Regions from separate parts of the Homo sapiens genome. Here region 1 is linked to region 2. The links are chromatin loops, found by intact Hi-C in ENCODE. Cell type or tissue: chondrocyte. All regions are shown on one strand. Links, peaks and the distances in the headings refer to the core of each region. The heading gives the core; the rest is flanking DNA. Region 1 overlaps SDAD1-AS1 (SDAD1 antisense RNA 1). Region 2 overlaps SHROOM3 (shroom family member 3).

Region 1 (8,339 bases), core at 306-8,305, 760 kb after region 2:
CTTCCCTAACTTCCATGACAACTAGAATAATCTTTTTAAAAAATAACTTACAGAATGCTGCCACCTTGCTTAAAATCCTGCAGCTTAGCATTAAGTCAAAACATACCATGAGCTGGCCTAACATAAGCTGGGATCTGCCTGCTTATCTAATCATGCTCCCTCTACCCTCCCCTCCTTTGTTGAGCCTCAGCATCACCTTTTTTCTGTATGTCTCTTGAGCACACTGAATTCATTGCCTTCTGGGGTTTTTGTTCCCTGTGGTTCTGGGTTGTACTATATCAACTTGGTTAGTCTTACAACTACATTTCCCAGAATCTCCTTCCCTGTGTGGTTCCAGGTTATAGTTAGCCAAAGAAGAACTCATGTGAGATTTGGAAATCAAAAGTGAAGGAGTGACCCTTAATCTTGATTAGACATATTGACAGACACACTGGTAGCCAGTGGATCCCAGCTTGTCCTTGCTCTTTTCCTCCATGTTCAGCTTATGCTCAGGACTGCTGGCCTCATGATCAGTGATGGTCCCAGGCCCCCCACCCAGATATTTGGCAGTGGACCCACAGAGGCGGTAGTTACACAGAAGCAACAGCTCCCATAGACCCTAGCAGCCCCAATTTGGCGCTGAACGGGCTTAACTTCTTGGATTTTTCACACAAGCTCTATTTGTCCAACTGTCCCAGTGCTTCTGATGGACCAGTCACTGATTCTTCCTCTGATCCCCTGACTCTCCCTTCTAGATGTTCACTCCCTGAGATCCTTCCTCATCTGTGAGATCTGAATCCTATAGTAAATTTTTATCCTCATAATACTCATAGTGGCTCTGCTTCCCTGAAACACCTGGGCCTACACACACTTCTTTGCATGGCGGTTCTTGCCTCATCACTTAAGTCTCAGTTTAAATGTCACTTCACAGAGTCCCCTTCTCTTATGACCCTTAGTAAAATAACCACTCTTTCCCCAGACTCTCTCTCTGGTAGTGGTAGTGGTTCCAGTGTGTGTACCTTATGGAGTTGATGAAAATATTTAGAACTTACATTTTTGTCTAAAAAACAAGAAAAAACTGAAAATTGACTGTAAATCATTTGTCATGTGCTAATTTCCTGAGGAAAAGGTGACATCGCCACAACTGAGGGGCTGGCATGTGCCCTCACTCAGTCATTCACCTTCTGCAGATTGCAACATGAGTTTCCATTTATGTGCATGTAGTTAAGGGGATTTAAGGATTACAAGACAGAGTGCTCACTAAGCCAACCTTCACAAAATGGGCAAGTGGCTCTAAAAGACTCCTGCTAAGAAATTCCTGAGGAAAAGGTGACATCGCCACAACTGAGGGGCTGGCATGTGCCCTCACTCAGTCATTCACCTTCTGCAGATTGCAACATGAGTTTCCATTTATGTGCATGTAGTTAAGGGGATTTAAGGATTACAAGACAGAGTGCTCACTAAGCCAACCTTCACAAAATGGGCAAGTGGCTCTAAAAGACTCCTGCTAAGAAATTCCTGTGGAAGATCATATTAATAATGCTAATATAAACTAACAAGAGAACAAAACATACATAGATGGGATGGCTGTTCTAATTTTAACTAGAAGGGTACACAATTTTAAAAATCCGGTGGCTAGAGTCTGTTTCATTTTCTTTTATCATGATTAGATATAATGATCAAACCATCACAATCTACAATTACCTTTTAAAATAATGTGTGTACTTATATCTTCCCTCCTACCCTACCACATGTACAAATTTAGGTTTCTCGACCATGGAAACTTTGTCTTCCCCACTACTGCATGCCTAGAGCAGTGCCTGGCACTTAGGAAGCTCCTAATATGTATTTTTTAGTTGATTGACATATACTTCACCCTAAATTTTCATTTTAGGCCTTTTCCAAATCAATTTCAACTACTCTTGTCATGTTCATCTCATGCTCATTTCTGCCCTCGCATTGCTCATTCTTTTATTCGCCCTGTCCTACTTTCCAACTCATCTGACTCCCACCTACACATGATTCAAGTCCCACTTTTCCCATGACTCCATCCCAGAATCCTCCTGGCCACACTGATATCCACCTCCATGCCCTGTCATAAAATGACTTTAACTAGTAAGGATTGTTCTATGATTAAAATCTTCAATTATTTTGCTATACTAGAAAGCAGTCTGTGCCTGAACAAATTTTATACATTAGAGCAATGGATAAAAGACTCAGACGTATTTAATCTGTAAACTATTCTTATGAATTTAAATGCTAGTGGCCAGGTACCATGGCTCACGCCTGTAATCCCAGCCAAGGTGGCTGGATCACTTGGGGTCAGGAGTTTGAGACCAGCCTGGCCAACATAGTGAAACCCTGTCTCTACTCAAAATACAAAAATTAGCTGGGCGTGGTGGCACACGCCAGTAATCTCCACTACTTGAGAGGCTGAGGCACAAGAATCGTTTGAACCCAGGAGGCGGAGTTTGCAGTGAGCTGAGATCGTGCCACTGCTCTCCAGCCTGGGCAACAGAGTGAGACTCTGTCTCAAAATAAATTAAATAAATAAATAAATAAATAAATGCTAGCGATCTCTAGGTCAGTTAACTGGGAGGAAGCTATCTGTAGTTGTTTTATCCTTACGGGGAAACTGGAAAGTTGCCTTCTTATTGGAAAGGAAGATAAAGAGAGACTACAATCACAGATACTTTAGGTACTGTCTCGTTTTTGGCCTATATAGACAGGAGATGAAATTAAATGAGAAAGAAAAACAGGCAACACTTCTTAATAGGGAGTGGAATTAGCTCCCAAGTCATCACAAGCCAAGAAGTCACTTGAGGCATTTTGATACCCACATTGGTTTAAAGTTCTCAGGAGGGAACTTTCAACTTTGGACCCTACATTTTAAGGAGATGAATAAATCACAAAGGAACAGTCTAATCTAAGTCCATTAATAAGATTATGAACTGGGGCAAACTGACAAAAGATTAGAGGGAAAGGTGTCAAGTTATACATAACTAGTTGCTTTCTTTAAAAGTCTGCTATACAGATTAAAAAAAAACTCTTCCTTTAGATATAATATACTGTTTCAAGTCAACTGTTTTAATAAAGAATTTGTTTTGCTCAAAGAAAAAAAGAAGGAAGGACTTGCTGGTATCTCCATCTCCAGAAAACTAAATCTTGGCCTCTGCCTTCTGGTAGAGTATAGGACCAAGTAGGTACAGCCATCTACCACCAGCTTTCTTTAACCATTGGAGTAGACAACCTGCATTTCCTCTGGAATGAAGAACTAAAAATCACAATCTATTAGGTAAGAGGATACATGTCAAAATAAACTATATAACAGAGAGGGAAAAAATGTGTTGCTTAGAAAAAGAAATGCCAGCAATCACTTCTGCAATACTGAAAGCCTCAGAATTTACCTCAGGGCAGATGTCTCTTTTGTATGGAGCCTTTGATTAGGGAGAGATGGGCCTAGGACTTTTGATGGTATGGAAGTTAAAGCAAAACTAAGCTAAATTTCTCTGAATAATGGGGAAACAGGGATGATCTCTGCCAGCTAGGGAGAATGTTGGGGACCTTGGATCAGCAAAAAGAGAGGCAGTGGAGGTGGATGAGAAGCGAGGGCCTGTACCAATGACAAAATCTATCAGCCCTGATAGATTTGTCCAGAGGCAAGGCCAAAAGTTTTCGCTGCCCACAGGAGCAAAGAAATACATGGGCTTGTGGGGAAAACTCATAACAAAGCTGTAAAAGAGAGAGAGGAGGAAGAAAGTACAATAAAAGGCCGGGTGCGGTGGCTCACGCCTGTAATCTCAGCACTTGGGGAGGCCAAGGCGGACGGATCACGAGGTCAGGAGATCGAGACCATCCTGGCCAACATGGTGAAACCCCGTCTCTACTAAAACTAGAAAAATTAGCTGGGCGTGGTGGCGCATGCCTGTAATCCTAGCTATTCAGGAGGCTGAGGCAGGAGAATCGCTTGAACCAGAGAGTCGGAGGTTGCAGTGAGCCGAGATCGTGCCACTGCATTCCAGCGTGGCAACAGAGTGAGACTCCGTCTAAAAAAAGAAAGAAAGAAAGAAGAAAGAAAATGCAATAAAAAATTAAATTAGCTTTAAGGACTATAATTCTTTATGAGATTTCTGTTTAGTTTGTGGGCATGTCAAATCATGTAATTTTCCCGTTAACAAGAAAAGCATGAGCTCCCTCTAGTGGCTAATCTAACAGTTTTTTTAAACAATAGGCCAAACATCGCAGCTCCCACCTGTAATCCCAACATTTTGAGAGGCTGAGGCGGGAGGATCACTTGAGCCCAGAAGTTTGAGACCAGCCCAGGCAACATAGCCAGACCCACCCACCCGGTCCCTCATTTCTACAAAAAAATTTAAAAATTAACCAGGCATGGTGGTGCACACCTATAGTCCCAGCCACTTGGGAGACTGAAGCAGGAGGATAGTTTGAACCCAGGAGGCTGAGGTTACAGTAAGCCATGATTGTGCCACTGAACTCCAGCCTGAGTGACACAGCAAGACCCTGTCTCAAATAATAATAATAATAAAACAATATATTTTAATCAGAAAAGGATGAAGACATGACTGGCTTTTCCGAACACAGTCAATATCATTGGTTTCTAATGAGAAAGGTAATAACAAGGATTCACACGTTAGTCACTTACTGATTTTCAGGTAAATTTTATCTGCGTTTGTCCAAGATATTTTAAGTTCCTGCTTTAATAAATCACACAGTTGAAGAATTGGAAGTCATTAGAGATTATCCATGCATTCATTCATTCATTCAACAAATATTAACTGATTACCTATTATATGCATGCATTGCTCCAAGTGTACAGGATAGACAATGAACAAAACAGTCTTCATTAAGCTCATATTCTAGTGCATAAAGACAGGCAATAAACAACTAAACTAGTAAGTATACGATATATCAGAGACGGATAAGGGCTTTGGAGAAAATGAAGCAGGGGAAGGGAGTGTGGGGTGAGCAGAGGGCTGTGAGGTCAGGGAAGACATCTCTAATAAGTTGTCATTTGAGCAGAGACTTGACAATGAGAGAGCAAGGCTTGTGGCACTTGAATCAGAGGAAACAGCAAGTGTGAAGGCCTGAAGTTTGACACATTTAAGGCAGCTAGGGGATCATTGCAGGGTTGAAGGGGCGCAGAGTAAGCAAAGGGGAGAGTGATGGGAGAGGAGCCCAGTGAGATAGTGTGGGGTCAGATCATATAAGGTTTTGGGCTGCTATAACAAATTACCACAGACTCGATGACTTCAACAACAAACATTTATTCCTCACAGTTCTGGAGGCTGGCAAGTCCAAAATCTAGGTGCCAGCAGATCTAGTATCTTAGTATTTGATGAGGCACTCTTCTTGATTTGCAAACAGATGTTTTCTCGTATCCTCACATGGCAGAGATCAGAGAGAAAGGAGGTAAGCTTTCTTGTGTCTCTTCTTACAAGGATGATAATCTCATCATGAGGACTCCACCTTCATGAACTAATTACCTCCTAATACCATCCCATTGGGGGTTAGGGTTTCAACATATGAATTTGGCGGGACACAATCATGCAGTTCATAACAGCCTTCTATGCCACTGAAGAACTTCAGCTTTTACTCTGAGTGAGAAGGGAAGTTGGAAGAATAACCTGATCCATTTAAGGCTCTCTCTGACCACTACATGGAAATACAGTGTAAGAGGGTAAGGGAAAATGCAGAGAGACCAGTTAAAGGTCAGTTACCAAGTATGTTTCCAGGAGAAGGGAGAGACCAACTGTGTCCAATGCTGCAGGTTAAGTTAAATAATGAAAATTGATGTGATTGGTGATCTTGATAAAAAACAGTTTCAGTGGAATGGTAGAAGCAAAAGATTGATCGGCAGTTTCTTAAAAGTTACACGTAAACCTATCATATTGATCCAGTTATTCTATTCCTAGACATTTACCAAGATATTTATGTCCACATAGAGACTTGATGGCACGACATGGTGGCTCAAGCCTGTAATCCCAACACTTTGAGAGGCCAAGGCGGGAGGATCACTTGAGGCCAGGAATTCAAGACCAGCCTGGACAACATAGTGAGACCCTGTCTTTTATATATATATATATATTTTTTTTTTTTTTTTTTTTTTTTTTTGAGACGGAGTCTTGCTCTGTCACCAAGGTTGGAGTGCAGTGGTGCGATCTTGGCTCACTGCAACCTCCACCTCCTGGGTTCAACCGACTCCCCTGCCTCAGCCTCCTGAGTAGCTGGGACTACAGGTGCGCGCCACCACGCCCGGCTAATTTTTTGTATTTTTTAGCAGAGACGGAGTTTCACCATGTTGGCCAGGATGATCTCGATCTCCTGACCTCGTGACCCGCCGCCTCGGCCTCCCAAAGTGCTGGGATTACAGGCGTGAGCCACTGAGCCCAGCCAAAAATATATTTTTTTAAATTAGCTGGGCATGGTGGCACACCACCTGTAGTCCCAGCTACTAGGGAGGCTGAGTTTAGGAGTTCAAGGCTGCAGTGAGCTATGATCATGCCACTGCACTCCACCCTTGGTGACAGAGCAACACCCTATCTCTTAAAAAGAGACTTGAACATGAATGTTCACAGCCAAAACTGGAAACAACCCAAATATCCAGCAACTAGTGAATGGATAAACAAATTGCAATATGTCTATATGATGGAATACTACTCAGGAATAAAAGGAGTGAACTATTGATACATACAACACCATGGATACATTTCAAAATAATTATGCTAAGTGAAAGAACCTTGACCTCAAATAATAGGTACTGTATGATTCCATTTGTATACAATTCCAGCAAACACAGACATATCTTTGGTGACAGAAAGCAGATGTGTGTTTGTCTGGGGATGATGAGGCACAAGGAACGTTTGGGGATGATGGATATAGTCATTATTTTGATTGTGATGATGGTTTTATGGGTACATACATATGTCAAAACTTATCAAATTGTTCACTGGGTAGTTTGTTGTACATCAATTATATCTTAATAAAGCTATAAAATAAATACATTATAATTTTAAAAATAAAGGATGGAATTTCACATGAAAGCAGAGATGTTGGCCTTAGATACCCAAATTATTTAACATCTGAAAAATATATATTCAGTTAGCCACTCTTAGTCTTAGAGTTCTCATTTATCAAAAACAAATCCTGCCTTCCATGCTGCTGGAGGTAAAATGAACTGACCTATATGCCCTCCTTAGAATAGCAATTAAAGCCTTTCATATCAGGACAATATAACCTTCTCAGCTCTTTCCCTGCTGCACCCTGCCCTCCCAGCCTTTAGTCACACCAAACTTATGGCTATTGTTTCAATACACCAGACATTTTCAAGTACCTGTACGCAGTCTTTTTTCTTTTTTTTTTTTTTTTGAGACAGGGTCTCACTGTATTGCCCAGGCTGGTGTGCAGTGCTTCACTGCAACCTTAACCTCCTGGGCTCAAGCAACCCTTTTGCTTCAGCCTCCTCAGTAGCTTGGACCACAAGCCTGTGCCACCATGCCTGGCTGATTTTTCAACTTTTTGGTAGAGATGGGGTCTCACTATATTGCCCAGGCTAGTCTTGAACTACCCAGCTCAAGTGGTTCTCCCACCTTGGCTTCCCAAAGTTCTGGGATTACAGGCTTGAGCTACCACACTTAGCCAGATTTTGTTTTGAGAATACTTTTTTTGCCCTCACTAAAACAACCTAGCCAAAAAATTTTAATTTAAATCTATGCTTTTTAAAAAAGATTTATTGCTGACATTTATTTCTTAACTTCACAGGTAACTGATTTGATAATTAATAAATAAGTCATTCTCCAAAAGCAGCTGAATAACATGGTTTGTGAAGCATTCTTTATTTTGTGTGCAGGTGTGATTACAGAGTTGTTTTGTTTGGGGCTCATTTTATCATCGTCACAGATGAGGTTGGCGTTCTATAAAATTGCTTTGGTTAAGCAGAACCCTATTGTCTGGCTATTTTGCCAGACCAGCAACCAGCTACCAGCTGTTAGGCTATGTTTTTTCTCATGTAGTTACAATCAAGACTGTCTAGATTGAAATCTCATCTTCCTCACAGGCTATGAATTGAGGCAGTCAACTTCCCTGAGCTTGTTTCCTCTTCTGTAAAATGTAGATAACAATAGCACCTATTTTAGAGGGTTGTTCTGAGGATTAAATAAGTTAATACAAGTGCTTGGAATAGTGCCTGGCACAGGGTGGGTAATTAGGTTTTTTTTTCTCTCTCTCTAATTCACAACACCCTACCTCATTCATTCAACCCTTATTGATTTTTTACACCTTGAGATTGTAGAAATGTATTCTCCTCTTCGAATTACCAGGATCTGAATTAAAAACTCTGACTG
Region 2 (8,339 bases), core at 236-8,235:
CCAAAAGGCACTCCAAATGACTCGAAACTCCTCAGTCCTCAAGTCACGGACACTGCTGTTCTCATATTTTTGGTTTAAAATGGGTTTTAACTGGTTTTAATCTCAAACTCTAGCTCTGGTTAGTTATACCCAGAGAACCTCCAGTTTAGCTCAGTTCCCAGGGCAGCAAGGTTTAAAGGCAGCTGACCTGGGAGCAATTTTTAGCAGGCTTTGGGGTCAGAAAGACATAAGGTTAAATCTGACTTTAGCATCTATTAACTGTGTGACCCCAGCCCTTAAATTCTCTAATTCTGATTAGCATAAAATGTGGTAGTACAAGTGTCAGAGGAGTTTTGTGCAAGTAAGATAGTACAGCATTGTGTTGAAAAGAAAATCAAATACATAGCCCACACTTGGAATGAAATACATACTACCTAATGTTGTTTCCCGTGAGGATGGATGAATTCTCTATTTCTTCATATTCTCAGTCTAAAAATACTTTTTGCCACATAATGCTTCGAGTGAGAGGGTGATAATTGAAAGTGATGGGAAAACAGTTAATTGGGTACACATGGACATAAATATGGGACCAGCAGACACTGGGGAATAAAAGAGGGTTGGAAGGAAAGGGGACAAAGGTTAAAAAACTACCTATTGGGTACTATGCTCGCTACCTGGTTGATGCATACAATCATACAGCAAGCCTCAGGATCATGCAATATACCTTTGTAACAAACCTGCCTATGCCCCGATTCTAAAATAAAACTTAGAAAAAAAAACACTTAAAAATTAAGATAGGGAGGAAAAGCAATGAGTATTTGCCACACTGCAACTGTAAAGCAGGTATGCCCAAAGGCAGAAAACAAAATAACAAAAAAATTGTGTAAAACGTTCAGTTAAAGATGCCATGGCAACGTGATACATGTAAGGGTGTATACATAGCTCTCTCTTTGGGATAAATATAGACAGACCAAAAGCCAAGTGGTCTTATTTGCAATCAGGGGACCCGTTAAATGAAGTGCTCAGCAGTGCTGGGGTAGGTATATATATCAGGGGTATACAATGACAAGTATGTAAATAGGAAAACTTTGGGCTAGCAGGGAGCTTGCTACTACAATGGTTGCATCAGCATGTTAGCCATGACCCAGAGGTGCTGCAAAGATCCCTCCTGTCCAGTTACCCTCTGCTCCTAGGGTCTATATCCTGTGGTTTCATTCCAACAGACAAGACAGCTTGGGACACATTGTAGATCAAATGAAATAAAATCACCCTAGAAAGTTTCTCCTGGAATCAGGATCACTGAAAACCACTTACCTTCCAGGCTCAGCAAGAAGCAAGCAAGCTTTCCTTTGCAGCACACATGCCTGAGCTGCATAGAGAGCTGCAAGCACAGCAGAAGGCAGCCCCTCTGGTGCTATAGAGAAAGTGGAAGGCGAGAACTTTCTCCCCTGCAGACACAGCCCAGTTTAGATCTCCATGGCATGTGGGAAGACAGCAGCAGCATCACGGTCATTTTTTAAGTGTCTTAACATTTGAAATCTCTGTAGGAGTATCAAATGCTAACAACTAGATTCCAGCACTGCACTTTCAAGCTATTCGCTGAAGTCCCTCAAAAAGGGCTGGGGAAGATATAAAGGTTAATATTACTTTTTCTCAGAAGTGTCATTTAACAATTGGCCTCCTTCCCTAAAAAAAGTTTCTAGATTTTAAAATTTTCCTTTTGACTATGAAACAAGAAAATTACACACACCGTTGGCACTGGCCAACCAGCAGCTGAGAACAGTGTCGGGGTCCTGGTGCTGGATTAGGAGGCTAGGGACTTGGGTTCAAGTCCTGGCTATGAGACTTCTAATAATCCCTCTAAGCTTCACTTCTGTTATTTGTAAAAACGAAAAGTACAGTAGCTTACCTGCCCTGCCTACTCACAGAAAAGCTAAGAGGAAATTAGTTAAAGTGCCATGTAAATCCAAAGTCTAATGATTTTGGTGCAATCTGGTGATGTGACAGGTCCTTTCCCCACCTGCCTCAAGAGGCCCAGTCACCACGCTGATTACATGGACCTTGTCAATTTTTCTGAGGAAAGCTGAACAAGGGCATCCCATTCTTTATTTACCTTCTTTTCATTGACATCTGCCTGTTCCTCTTCCTCATTCACTTCTGCTGGCATCTCTTTGATTTTGTTCAGTAGCTCAGCCTTGGGAGCAGACACACTGTAGTAGGCAGGGCAGTTAACCAACATGCTCACTGCTTCCTTGTCTTCATTCCTGGGCCAAAAAGAGCACAAAGTATAGCCACACAGATCACGCCAGAGGCTTTGTTTCACTGCAGATGTCAGTCCATTCAGAAGTGCGTAACAATTCTATTTAATTTCTTTCCCAGAAATTAGGATAAACTAGTAACTGTTAACTAATGAGTGATTACTATGTACAGGGCTGTTGAAGCCAGGCAAACTTGGGATGGAAAACCACCAAAAGCAGCATTAGGGATGACAGTGGGAGTCAAGGCTATGGCCTCGCCAGCTGACTCTGGAGAAGACATTTAACCTCTCTGCTTTTGTGATTCATATAAGAACGACACTGACTCCTTATTTCAGAGAAAGGCAGTGTGGAACCATGACTCAATCAATGTGAAAGTATTTTCAAGGTGCTGCACAAACCTCAGGTTTTAGGTCAATTATTTCCTATACTCCTTTGGTTACATGTAATCTTTCTAGTGCCTACTATGCACTGTTGCTTGAACACACAAAATTTTTCCTTCTCAAGTGTGCCTGCTATCCCATATAATCCTGGGAAATCTGCAGTTTGCTGGTCCGCAGTGAACTAATACAAGATATAAAATCTACTCATTGATAATATAATAGGGATGTTTTAAGGCTGAAGAAAAAACTCAGAATTGAGAAACCTGCTATCTAGTAGTTCTCTGTTTTACCACATTTGAGTTGCCTTTCAGCCTATAATTCATATCCTACCCACTGAATAAATGACTCTATGGAAGTACGATTCTCTTGGAGAGGAACTTTATTTAATCTTGTGATATTATTTAACATCTAGCCCATCATTTTACTATGAAATTAGGAACCACACACACAAAAAATCATCTTTACTAGTTTCCTGCTTGATAACTGTCCCAGTAAGCAACAATGACCACATTTAATCCAGTTAATTGAAAGACAGGGAAAAGATTTTCTGATACATTTTTGTTTGTTTTTGTTTTCAGATATGTCCACCGCATTACAAATGGGATTCTCTGGCATCTGACCAACCCTCACAATGGCTACTGGCCATCTCATGCCCAACAGGACAATGCTTATTTCCACCAGGAGATGGCGCATGCCTTTTTTTTTTTTTTTTTAAATCCCCAGGAAGGTCTCAGTGCTGCAAAAGCTCCATGACCATTCTGCTTCTAAACTGACGGAGCAAACATATATTTCCAGTGGTAATGCTAGGAAATACTTTGCTAAGGATGTTACTTTGGTCCTTCAGCCAGTGGTCAGAGAACAGAATGACCATACTGCAACCACCCATGGTGAACTGACTGGCACACCTACAAAAATCTTATCTTTGGGGTCCCCATAGTACCCAGTGGATTGCCTTGCACATTGTAGGTGCTCAGTATGTGTTTGCTAAAGACATGACCCTGGATAAATCACTTCACCTCAATTAGTCTGTTTCCCAAATCTGAAAATAAAAGCAGTGAAATGGACAAGGTGACAGTTAAGGCCTTGAATCAGAAGAGCCTCTGACAATGTGACAAATAGCTTGTAAGTATCACATAGCTCTTTCCTTTCTCTCTCCCCCATAAAATGAAACGTGGTGTTCCTGTTAGTAATTTAGTTAGGATCAGTTGGAAATTTTTAAAATGCAATCCCAAATTTGGATAAAATGTTCTGTTTTTATTTAGTCTGGAAGCCACTAACTGCTGAGTCCCAGACTGTCAATCCACAAAGATTTCACTGAAAATTTAAGAGAAAATGAAAGCTACTCAGTCTTTCTCATAGTAGTCTTTTAAGGAAATAAAACATGCAAGAAAATACTGCAGTAACCCAGGAGAAATGAAAAGCACAGACTGCACACTGGGACACGTGTTACATGGCTGGCTCAAGGAGCTTCAGAAGCAGAGGCTCACGGACTGGGCCAAACCAGACAGTGCGCTCCTACTCAGACCTTTCCTGATTTTCAGGATTTGCGCCAACACCCACCTTAATGCCTCAGAGGTAAGGGTCAGTGTAGTACACGAATCTATTTCTCTAGGCTCTCCTCCTTACAAAGCCCTTCCCCTCTCAGTCTTGGCAAGACGTTGGCCACGCTCACCACTTCCACTTGCTCCTTTCCCAGCACCGAGCTCTGAGGGCCTCTCTGCCAGAGCAGCTCTGATACAGAACCGGCAAGTACACCTTTGCTGAGCTGGGGGCACTGTGTAATTGCTGGAGACAGGCACAGTCATGGGGCTGTGATCAAATCCAGGTGCCATCACTCACATGTTCAATGACCTTGGTGAGCATGGTCTTAATTCCTCTGTACTTCAGTTTCCTCATTTGTAAATGGAGGTAAAATTGGTAGCCACCTCAGAAAGTTCTTGTGAAAATTAAATAATGTTGATATAAATAAATTAATACAATGTTTGACACACAACGTTAACAATGGGTACTAATGGCAATTATTATAATTATTACTATTACTTTCTTTGTTGTTGCATATCTGTCCCACATCCTCACTGCCAGAGCCATTCCTCCAAGACTGAGATAAAATGTCACTCTTGGTTCAGGAGCTGTGGCAGTAGGAGAACATCAGGCAACTAGTCCTAGACTTATCATCATCCCCATGGAAGGAGTGTGATTGTAAGTCTCTCTGAGGACATCACCAGGGACTTACCTCTTGCCTTCACATCCTGAAGAGCTGACAGTTCTCTGTATGGCCTTCCTCTTTACACTGTTTTCCTTCAGCAAGTTCACATCTCGGGGAAACAAACCTTCCATCAGGTCCATTGTTGTCTTCAGCCTGGAGTCTGGATCCAAAATGTCTGCTAGAGATTTGTCTTGGTGGACAATTTCCTTGGCCAAAGCCTCTGTTCTGATGTCTTCTGAACTCTTCTGAGGATCAGGACTGACTTTCTTTTCTAAACCCTGAGTTCCACTGACTGGATCATGGCTGAGGCTTTGAGTCTGGATGGGTGCTGGCTGCCCACCAAGAGACCCAGCAAGTTGGGCGTGAACGCTCATGAAGGAGGGTGGTGTGGACTCAGCCTCTGAACCCTTGATAGAAGTTTGGAGTCTGGAAGCCAGTGTCTGACTACCTACCACATGGGCTGCACCAGGCATGTGCCTTTCCCTTGCAATTGTCACTTTAGAAAGTTTGTTGAAGCTGCCAGGGATATTTAAAAAAAAAAAAAAAAGAGAGAGAGAGAAAGAGAGAGTGATAAGAGAAGGGTGATGATAAGAGGGTGGAGAAAGACTGAGGGAGAAGCTTTCCACATCAGGGCTGTAGCTTTCCACATCTTCCACATGTTACTGACAGAGCTAATGTTAAAGAATATGGCTTCTGATTATAAGTGGGTCTCCTGATACTGAACCCCGAAACTAAAAACATTTACCTACCTAGTCACAGGTCATGCTAGACACACAAACATACATAGATATATACATAGGAGTAGGGTGAGATAGTCACATTTGAGATCAACCCCTTCTTTAGAAAACAACAGCACTCTAAAGGGGCTCCTGAGCCCAGCAGCTGGTCAGGAGGTTGTCATCTCCTGAGGAAGATGGACTAGGAATTCAGTTCTGGTGAATGTTGCTGTTAGATTCCAGAGATTTCTGAAAGGTCTAGGTTAACAGGGGTAGTGGTAGTAAGTCACTCTTGTGGTGTTTAAAGAAAGCCACTCAAAAGGTGCTGTCAGGCAATGTGTTTTTTTGGTGTTTTGAGAGATTACTTGTTCTAGGGACTATGTGTTGGGGAATGCTTCTTTCTCATTCTCCTAGCTTCCAAGAGGTTTTCCCTAAACATTACTGACCTTGAGCCCTACTCTTTATTCCTCCCTATGGACATGGAGTGATTTTGGAAAGAGAAGCTGAGCATTCACATCCCAGTCTCTCTTCTCTTTTGAGACTGAGGCTGCCTCAAGGCTGTATATATTAATATCTATGTGTATTTGTGTGTCTAACATGACCTTTGATGAGGTAGGTAAAGCTGTTTAACTTGGGGGTTCAGTATCAAGAGACCCACTTACAATCTGAAGCCATATTCTTTAATGTTAGCTCTGTCAGTAATAAAAGTGATGTTTTTGTCTTCTATATGCCCTCCTCTTTTGTCTTATTTCCTAACTGATTCAGAACTCATCCAGGGAGGAGGGATTTACTTGGACCGCCTAAGCCTATCCTGTCCCCAGAAGTGAAATGTGCCCCTTGGGTCCCAGCTTTCATTTCTGCCACCCTGACTCCTCAGTACCCAATGACACTGGTCCAACTACCTCCTGAGGCAAACAGATCAACAGTGTCCTGAGCTGAGCTGTATAGAAACATCTCCATGCCAGGGTTCTTCTGTGGCCAGCAGAAGGACCTGGGCCACCTGGGGCATGACACTCTCCTGTTAGTGGGGGAAAGCTGCCCAGTCTGCTCACTCACCTGGGGCGTGGCCCCTCGGGATCCTCACTGTCCAGCTGCGCCTCACATACAGTGTGGGGAGGAGGTGGAGGGAAGTCATCCATGCTATACACCGGGGTTTCCTGACTCGGTGGAGGAGGTGGGGGTGGGGGAAGAGGTTCAAATGTGGGGCTGGACGTGGCCTTGGGGTGCGGATCCCTCACAAACACTTCGTCTTCATAATCCTCATGAGGTGGCGGGGAGTCCCGCAGGACAGACTCAGATATTCGGAGGGAGATCCTCCCTGGAGTGCTCGGGGCCCCAAGAGGTGTGTCTGGGTCAGAAGTGCTGCATAAACTTGGAAGACTCTGCTGTTTTTGATAGTGCTTCAGGTTTGCAAAATCAGGGGCTGAGGATTCCTCAGGAAGGCTGTCCTCTCTGGCTGCGTGGGCCCACTTTGCTCGAGAAGGAGGTGGCCACTGAGGCAGCGAGACCCTCTTCCTCGTTCCCTCTTCTACCCCATGCTCTGGGCCATCGCCCTCACAGCCTCTTGGACCGGGAGGCTGGGTCAGGGTGTGACCATTGCTTCTGTGCATCATGGCAGGGGTGTAGGGCGGGAGAGGCTGTCGCCCTGTCTGACCGTCCTGTGAGCAGTAGCCAGAGGGAATGGCTGAAGGCAGAGGGGTGCCAATTGGGGTCAGGGGTGCAGCCCTGGTGTCTGTGACCAGCCCTTGCGTTCCTGCCAGTGGTGGCCTGGGGCAGGGTGTCCTACTGGCTTGCCTCTGATGGTCCAGGGTTCCAGGACATTCACTAGGAACGGAGGAATCACCAATGGCTTTGCAGCCTGAACCACCCCAACGAGGGGTGAGATGGTGGAAGAGCGGCAGCATCTCTTCTTGGCCTCTTTCTGAACAACTGAGTGACCTGGAACGGCACACAGACAGGAGGGTTACAGCTCTGAAGAAAGGGGCAAACATGCAGCCCAATGCTCCTTACATAGATGAGAAAAGCATTTAAGAGGAAGGAGGACCTCTTTTCCTTCCCCCAGAAACTGCACACTGTCTTCCCTGGCTGCTCACAGGAAGACCCAAGTTAAACCAGTACTAGGCAGGCATAAATTCCTACAGGAAAATGTCACATGGAATGACTGGGTTCACAAGGCATTTTCTTTTATTAACCCTCTCACCGCCCCCACATCCTGTACACACCATGCAACATAAGGCAGCTTTTGAGGACAGGCTTCAGGCTATAAAAACAAACAGTACATTTCTTCAGCCCCTTTTAGGACTACTTCAGGAAATAGCTCCCAGCTCTGGGGAAAAATAATGCTGCCTTCTTCTCTCCCAGTGCGATCCCCACGGGGGAGGTCTGTTTTGAAAGCATTTGCATGGGCTGCTGAATTTGAAGGTTTTATTTACAACTTTTGCTTACTCTCCTAGTGTTTTCATTTCATCTGATGAAAAATAAAAAGGAGGGGGAGAGTCTCACCTAAGGAGCTAATAAGCAGTTACCTCTGGAGAAAGAGGCTGGCAATAATAAGCAAATATAGTACATGGTGATTTAAACAACTGTACGCTAGACTCCGAGGAAAAACCCAACAATTCGCAAAACTTTTGTTATTGTGTTCTAAAGGAGAAAAATCCACAAAACAAAACAGAAAAAAGAGTCTGTGGCACTACCTGCTATGCAAGAGTTAATGTGAGGATAAAAAGCTCTCCAGCAAACCCACCGTGATTTGTACATTCCCTGTCTGCAGTTCCCTGACTGGCTATGTGAGTGGATCTGG

The links. Peaks named below come from ENCODE experiments on the same cell type or tissue, not always from the same donor. Only the 100,000 strongest peaks of a DNase experiment are listed, where the experiment ranks them.
Region 1: it touches region 2 in a loop (4-fold over the local background); 2 of 110 quality-filtered maps call a loop at or near these places.

Annotation. Positions count from the first base shown.
Region 1 is chr4:75,991,792-76,000,130 of GRCh38, reverse strand. It overlaps SDAD1-AS1 (SDAD1 antisense RNA 1), which reads right to left. Exons shown (of 3, transcript NR_125906.1): 2 at 3,387-4,025. Among named protein-coding and RNA genes, the nearest start is that of SDAD1, 5.0 kb to the right of the region's middle. In chondrocyte, for the core only: a CTCF peak has its summit at 4,178 (motif pointing left); no DNase peak of the experiment used is centred there.
Region 2 is chr4:76,753,449-76,761,787 of GRCh38, reverse strand. SHROOM3 (shroom family member 3) reads right to left here. Exons shown (of 11, transcript NM_020859.4): 7 at 6,596-7,477; 8 at 4,851-5,339; 9 at 2,093-2,243. The region is part of intron 1 of SHROOM3-AS1 (SHROOM3 antisense RNA 1); the gene reads left to right. Among named protein-coding and RNA genes, the nearest start is that of SHROOM3-AS1, 45 kb to the left of the region's middle. RefSeq lists silencers at 2,655-2,724, 7,578-7,872. In chondrocyte, for the core only: CTCF peaks have their summits at 3,086 and 3,290 (motif pointing right); a DNase peak (open chromatin) is centred at 7,187.